3 separate regions of the Homo sapiens genome follow, and all the other regions are linked to region 1. Evidence: chromatin loops called from intact Hi-C (ENCODE). Cell type or tissue: Caco-2. All regions are shown on one strand.

Region 1 (2,500 bases):
GTGATCAACTTATCCTGGTTGGGCCAGCACATTCTGGGTTTTAGCACTGAAAGTCCCACCTCCCTGAAACCCCCTCGGTCCTGGTGAGCCGCTTGCTCACCCTATGATCAGGTGTCCCCACCCCACTCCCCACCCCAGGAAGGAGCTGCAGAAGCAGGTGTGTCACAGAGCAGAATTATAGGAGCCCAAACTTACCTTTGCAACATCTAGAGCAGGTGGAGTTGGGCATTTTATCACAGAACCCAGCTGTGCCCTCATTTATAAGCGAGAGAGGGAAGAGAAAGAAAAATCCCATGTTGTTCTTTGGAATCCAGTGCCAAGTTTCTAGTCCTAAACACACACACAGTGTCCATGCAATGTAGGTGCATTTTTTGTTCAAACACCTGTCAGGCAATGTTGGGTGGTAAAAACAATACCTCTTCATTAGGCCCTGAGCACCTACTGTGTGCAAGCCACTGTTGCAGGTGCCTGTCATACAGGAACACATTTAATTATCAAAACAATTCCATGAGATGAATAAGATGTTCTGTTTTCAGCTGAGAAACTCAGAGAAGTGAAGACATTTGCCCTGGTAGCAAGTGGCAGAGCTATAAATAGAGGCAAAAGCAAAAAATAGAGGTGGAGGTGCTGTAGAGACACAGAGAAGCGCATGGAATGATTGCTATGTAGGGTGAGTGGGGCGCTCCTGCTGGCATGTGGGCTGGGTGGGGGTAGTGGGGTGCAATCTTTTCATTTATTTAACAAATACTTATATAGTGCTTAACTTGTTAGGTACTGTCCTAAGAGGATGAACCATTCTAAACTCATTTGATTCCCATAATCAACATTCATGTAGACGATCTTTTATGCCGTAAACAAGGTCTTCTCAACTGAAAGCAATTTTGCACCCCAGGGGACATGTGACAAAGTCTGGAGACAGTTTTGGATTGTCACAATGTGTGGGAGAGTGGGGGAAGTGGTACTGGCCTCTCTGGGCAGAGGGCAGGGACACTGCTAAACATTCTTCAGTGCACAGGACAGCTCCCACAACAAAGCGTGATCCAGCCCAAAAGTCAGTAGCACTGGGGTTGGGAAAGTCTGTTGTAACTAATGGGAATGACTGGGGCTCTGGGAGGTGCAACCTGAAAACGGTCAGTGTCCACGGCCCCTTCCCTTCTCCAGAATAAACCTGGAGTGGTTTTTCTATTGGTTTACTTCTTGCTGTCTTTTCTAGGGTTCGCCCCAGAGTTTAAGATCGACTTTTTAGTTGCAGTGCAAGCAGCTGCAGTTCTCTGGCAATGCCACCCGGCTTTGTTCTGGTTTGTTAAGACAGTGAGCTGGATTTTACAGTTATTGCCCTTGAAAGCCCCATAAATGGCATTCGCAGCATTAGTGGGGCTGGGGGTTGCCAGATTGGTAAGTTTAACTTTGAGGGATGGCTAACACTCCAGTGCCCTCTAGGGTTCATCTGGCTGCTGAGTTGCCCAAGCCTTTACCAGGTTGCAGAAAAGTTGGCCACGGATGAAATCAGAGTTCAAACAGGCGTGAGGTGGAACCTGAGCAGCACCTCTGAGCTTGTGTTGGCAGGCTCCTCACAGCAGGCCGGTATCTGCTCTGAGTGGGCAGGGAGGACGCCTGGGGACCCCAGCCTCCATCCTTTCCTTCATCATGGACTGTTATTTTTAACTCCAGGGGATCTGAACTAGCTGATGTTAAAACTGAAACTTTCTCCTTGGGGAAGCTTAGCTGCCTAGGCCTGGAATGGGTTTCAGAGGTCATGCCATCTGGTCTCGCTGCCCAGTAGGATTCTCCCTAAGCAGGATCGGTTACATCATTTGCAGGGCCTAGCACAAAATGAAAACGTGAGGCCCCATATTGAAAAATTATTAAGAATTTCAAGACGGCATTTCAAGAGCAATTTTTCACGCTCTGAAGTATCAGAGCATGAAACCAAGCACACGGCCCTCTGAGTGTGAGGCCGTGTGTGACTGTACAGGTTGACACCCATGAAGCCAGCCTTAACGCCATGTTACCCTGTGGTCCCTGACACTATGTACAGGCTTGCCCAGGATGGGCTTGGTTTACTCCTGTTATGCCAATGTCATTATTGGGTGCCCCTTCCACTCTCAACACTGTCCTGGTTTAGACAACAAATTATATTATGTGGTAACCTTATAATTACATGACAACCTTCTAGGTAATTTCCTCTCATCCTATCTATGTTGTAATGTCACACAATGTCCAGCCGTTGCATCATTTTATGTAGGGGACCAAGTGATAATGACCTTTTTTTTTTTTGTTTGCCATCATGGTTTACTGAACACACATGCATGCACTAACTCACTTCATACTCACGGTGATATCAGAACAGGGGAGTATATATTTGCAGTTGAAGTAAGTGCAGCTTAGACAGGGTAAATGGTGTCAAGTGGCTGGTGAGTAGCAGATCTAGGACCTAAGCCACGATAGTATACGATTTCCCGCTGGAGTGATCAGTGGCCCCAGTTTGCCTGGGAGTGAT
Region 2 (2,500 bases), 530 kb before region 1:
CTGGTGTTGGTGAATTCTCTCAGCTTTTGTTTGTCAGGGAAAGACTTTATTTCCCCTTCATATTTGAAGGATAGTTTTGCTGTATATAGCATTTTTGTATGACAGTTTTTTTTTTCTTTCTGAACTTTGAAACTGTCATCCTGCTCCCTCCTGGGCTGTATGGTTTTCCCTGAGAGGTCTGTTGCCAAATGAATTGGAGCTTCTTTAAATTATTTGCTTCTTTTCTCTTGCTCCTTTTAGGATTCTCTCTTTGTCTTGGCCTTTGAGTGCCCAATGTTTATAGGCCTTGGGATAGTCTTATTTGGGTCAAATCTGTTTGGTGTTTTCTTTTTTCTTTCTTTCTTTTTTTTTTTTTTTTTGAGATGGAGTCTCACTCTGTCTCCCAGGCTGCAGTGCAATGGTGCAATCTTGGTTCACTGCAAGCTCTGACTCCTGGGTTCATGCCATTCTTCTGCCTCAGCCTCCCAAGTAGCTGGGACTACAGGTGCCCACCACCACACCTGGCTTTTTTTTTAATTTTTTTGTATTTTTAGTAGAGACAGGGTTTCACCATGTGTCAGCCAGGGTGGTCTCGATCTCCTGACCTGGTGATCTGCCCGCCTCAGCGTCCCAAAGTGCTGGGATTACAGGCGTGAGCCACCACGTCTGGCCCTGTTTGGTGCTTTCTTACCTTCTTGTACCTGGACATTTATCTCTTTCTTAAGTTTTGGAAAGTTTTCTTTTATTATTTCTGTGAATAAGCTTTCTACCTCTCACTGTTTCTCAACTCCCTCTTGGACACCAATAATTCTTAGATTTTGTCTTCTAAGATAATTTTCTGTATCTTGTAGGAGATCTTTTTTTCTCATTCTTTTTTCTTTTTTCTCCTCTCAATGTGTGTTTTCAAGTAGCCAGTTGTCAAGCTCACAGGTTCTTTCAATGCTTGAACCATTCTGCTATTGAGAGTCTCAAATGAATTTTTCAGTTCAGCAAATGTATTTTTCAACTCTAAGATTTGTTTGATCTTTTAACAATTATTTTAATTTCTTTGTTAGATTTCTCTGATAATTTATGAATTGCTTTTCTGTGTTATGTTGGAGATCACTGAGTTTTCTTAAAAATGCTATATTGAATTCTTGGTCAGAGAGTTCACATATCATTTCATACTAGTCAGTTGCTGGTTCCTTGCTCTGTCTCTTTGAGGAGTTCATGGTTCGTTGTTTGCTGTTGTTTCTTGAGGATGTTCATCTGTGTCTTTGCATTGAAGGATTAGTTATTTATTCAGTTTTCCTTGCCTGACTTGTTTTGTTTTTTATTGGATATGTTTGCTTTAGTGATTCATTATAATTGATTTGTTGATTTCTTTCTTTCTTATCTCGCTAGATCACTGCCTCCTTTTTGTCACTAGATGGCACCTTAAGCCCAGGTTTTGCTTGGTTCTAGTAAACAATCAGAGTGCCACCTGTCCTGAATATGGAAAGTCCTAAATGGGATATCCTAGTAGTGTGGGAAGGCGGGTTAGGAGTTTGTGCCTAGGGGACCTGGGCTGTTGAACAGTCACTCTGATTTGGTGTCTTTTTTGGCCAAGTTACAGAACAGAGTTTCCAGGACTGAGAATGATAGACTCACCTCTCCCTTTGTCTCTGGCTATCCTCAGGAATATTTCTCCCTTCAGGAACTCACAATGTTTCCTGTGGCTTAAGGCAGAGACAGGTCCTCTGCCAGGGAACCCAATATGTTGGAGAAGCTGGTTGTCCACCTTGATCTTTTTCTAGTGTGGAAACTCTGGGTCGAGGGGAAATTTTCTGTATGCCTGGGCAGATTGGAGGGGAGGGACATTGTATACATGGAAGTGTGGTTCTCCTACTCTCTGCTCAGAGTTGTTTTTTACTTCCCTGTGGTCCTGGGAACTGCCTCATTCTCATATTTGAGTTCTGTGATATTGCTGGTGATAATCTCAGTGCTGTCTGTTTGTTTTTGGTTTTCTGTGTGGGAGAGTGAAGCCAGCTTCTATGCCGCCATTTTGAAACCAGAAATCTGAATCAGATGTAATTCTCTTTTTTTCTGTTTGTGCTAGGATACAGTAAGACATCAACATTTTAAATTTTCCCTTAAAAAGTTTAAGCTTAGTTTATTTCTAATATTGTTTTCCTTTTTTTAGCATTTATTTTCCATTTTCACTTTTGTAGCTCTTTTATCATTCTTTCATATTTCTAGTTTCTTTCTCATATTTTCATGTGTTGTTTTTGTCCTCTGAGTATATGGGATGGTTTACAACATCACTGATTTGCATTTTTGCTCTTTGCCACTTCCATTATGAATTTTTATTGTGCTCTGCATTTTTGCTTCTTTTCTATTTTTCATCTTAATCATATCCCCTTTTAAATATTATTCTGTTCTCTTTTTGTCTTAGCTAATTCTTAAGATTTTACCTTGTATTTCATAGAGACGGTCTTCTTTACGATTCCTCATACTTTTCTGATATTTTCTTCTGGATATTAGATTATTTTGATGGTATATT
Region 3 (2,500 bases), 100 kb before region 1:
CAGATGTTTTAAGTATGGTGGATGGGTGGATGGGTGTGCTGCAGAGACTGACAGGTCTGTTGAGTTAGGACTGCTGGCCATGAACCCTTTTTGATCTTGCTTTTTGTTGTTGAAACAGGGGGAAAGCGATGCACATACAGTAAATACCTGCAGTCTTCCAGTGCTGACTTCAAACAGTGGCAAGCAGTATTCACTAATGTGGGTTACTTATTATCCCGGGCTAGTGTCTCAGAAGAGGTTGAGAGAGAGAGAGAGGACAGCAGCTTTTGATGCCTCTGAGTCACCAGATCCACTAAGCGCCGGTTTTGGAAGGGGTCACTTCACCACTAATCAGTAGAGGGTGGAATTAATGTGGCTAGGGAGGCAGCTGGGTTGTGGTGGAGGCACAGGAAATAATATGTGCACCCATTGAGGGGTAAGTGGGATTTTTTTTTGAACTTTTCTGTTAAGATAAGAGCCAGCAATTGGCTTAACTGAGCTTGTGGTTCCCTTTGTAGAATTAGATATTTACCCAGCAAGAAAGGCCTCTAACTAGGGAAGGTCCTGTGACTTTCCCAAATGAAGGACCCTTACCTTTAGAGCTTGCTGGCATATTAATCCAGGTTTTAAATGCTCATGAGTCCGAGGGTCAGACTTCAGTTGATTATTTTGTTAGTGCTGATGGAGAAGAGATCTTGGCCCGGGAGTACTGGGGCCCTGGAGTACTTTCTCTTTGAGGCTTCAAAGACAAATAGTTCTTTGCAGAATGGCCAAGTCTTAAGATTCTTGACCTTTGGAGGCAACTTCAGACCTCTTGTTAGAATGAGTTTTTCTGTTTTCTCCCCTCCTCCCGACTTCCAAATATCCGAAAAGAGAATGAGCCTCTTAATTCCGGGGTGTGGTTTTATGACAGGCAGGGGATGGGGCTGCACTTGACTGCTCTCTGAATGATTTATCTTGCTCTCTGTGTGAATTTCTCTGTGTGTTAGGGGCCCAGGATGCGGTCTGATAGCTGCCTCTGGATTTCCCTTTCTCTGTAGGATGTGGTCTCTAGTGCCCAGCAGCAGGAAGAGAGGTGGGCACCAGATGGTTGATCTTGAGCCTCTCAGGGTGGCCAGGTCTGAGCCTAGCGGGCCATGATTTTAGGGGCGGCAGAGAGAGTTGACTGTTGGCGAGGAGAGGAAGGGCTTGTTCTCCAACCACCAGGGGGCGCGCTTGTGGCTTGGGAACCAGTTTTACTCAGACATCTGGTCTACACCTAAGTGGAACCAGGTTGACTTTTGCAAGGAAACACAGGTTCCAGGGAGGTGTTTCAGTGTCTTTATGCTTGTGGAGTCAAGTTGTCTGGGAGGAAGATCCTGGGTCTGGCCTCTGCAGTAGGTCAGTCGCCGGGCACCTGCTACGCCTGCCCGCCCCATTATGAGACCATTTGGGTAAGCCTCTGGCGCTGGCCTCCTTGCCCTCTAGCCTGGCAGCCAGAGCTGAGACTACTTAAGAGCCGTGGTAAAGGCTGCTTCTCCAGGGGCCTCCTGACTGGGGCTTCTGTGTCTCCCACTGCCGGGACCAGAGTGTCACCTTCGTAAATAGCACAGTGTGTGGTTTTGGACGCCCTCCCCAGGCAGGGCTCTGCTGTGAACCCTCCCCTTTGTGGGTGGGCAGTTGCGACTCAGCCTGGGCTTGCCTCATCTGGGATATTACCAGGATGCAACTCATGAAGCTTTTGAGATCCAGAAGGCAGGGACAGAAGCTCCTGTTTTCCAGGGCTGCCTTCTTGGCTGTGAACCGTGGACATCACTGATAAAGAGGTGACAGCTTGTCATTGACCTGAGAGTTTCCATACGAGATTCACGTGTGCCTTCTCCCACTGTTGGGTTGAGATGAAGCATCTTAAAGGACTCTCTGAAGCTCATATGTCTTAACTGGGCATATTTAAAGAGAATTTAAGACATAGCCAGATGATCTCACATCATTTTAACGTGCAAGATATTCGAGTGTGTGCACAGTGTATGGAAAGGTCTGCTGACTCCTTATTCAAAGGCTTGCATTCCAGCCCGGTCCACCACTTACTGCTTGGGTGTTGAAGCCTTTCTGAATGGCATGTGCCCATCTGTAAAATGGGTGGGCACCATTCCTTCTGTCTGTGTCATAGGATTGTTATTAGGACCAAAATAATAAACATGAAAGCCTTTTGTAGAGAGAAACGTTTTGAACCGCCGCAAAGTGTTATAATTAGTATAATTAGTAATGATGATGTAAATAGGACAACCAGGTTGGGATGTCACTTTTAAAGGGTGACTCTTGGCTTAGCCCATTTTCCATTGTAAGGTTTTAGAGTGGCCCCCTGACCCCCATGCCTCAACTTTCTTATTGAACTGAAGTCTGTTTTTCCAGCTAGTTCTTGGAATGTAGAGATCCCATCTAAGGTTTAAGTTCCCCCCTTCCCTCTCCCGCACACTCACTCATTCTGCAGAGTACCTGGCATCTGGGATGGGCTTAATAAGTTAGTAAAATGAATGGAACA

The links. A loop is a pair of places that touch in the nucleus more often than their neighbours do. Peaks named below come from ENCODE experiments on the same cell type or tissue, not always from the same donor. Only the 100,000 strongest peaks of a DNase experiment are listed, where the experiment ranks them.
Region 2: it touches region 1 in a loop (24-fold over the local background); 7 of 110 quality-filtered maps call a loop at or near these places.
Region 3: a loop joins it to region 1, with 15 times the contacts of the local background. A loop is called at or near these places in 63 of 110 quality-filtered maps.

The regions. Positions count from the first base shown.
Region 1 is chr17:65,455,061-65,457,560 of GRCh38, reverse strand. It overlaps LINC02563 (long intergenic non-protein coding RNA 2563), which reads right to left and starts at 20. Exons shown (of 3, transcript NR_131984.1): 1 at 1-20. RefSeq lists an enhancer at 1,185-1,684. In Caco-2, a CTCF peak has its summit at 1,438 (motif pointing left); a DNase peak (open chromatin) is centred at 1,409.
Region 2 is chr17:65,987,094-65,989,593 of GRCh38, reverse strand. All of the region lies in intron 17 of CEP112 (centrosomal protein 112), which reads left to right. Among named protein-coding and RNA genes, the nearest start is that of CEP112, 200 kb to the left of the region's middle. In Caco-2, a CTCF peak has its summit at 1,371 (motif pointing right); a DNase peak (open chromatin) is centred at 1,423.
Region 3 is chr17:65,555,262-65,557,761 of GRCh38, reverse strand. The region is part of intron 2 of AXIN2 (axin 2); the gene reads left to right. Among named protein-coding and RNA genes, the nearest start is that of AXIN2, 5.1 kb to the left of the region's middle. RefSeq lists an enhancer at 1,791-2,500. In Caco-2, a CTCF peak has its summit at 1,203 (motif pointing right); DNase peaks (open chromatin) are centred at 213 and 1,191; H3K4me3 peaks cover 1,798 bases.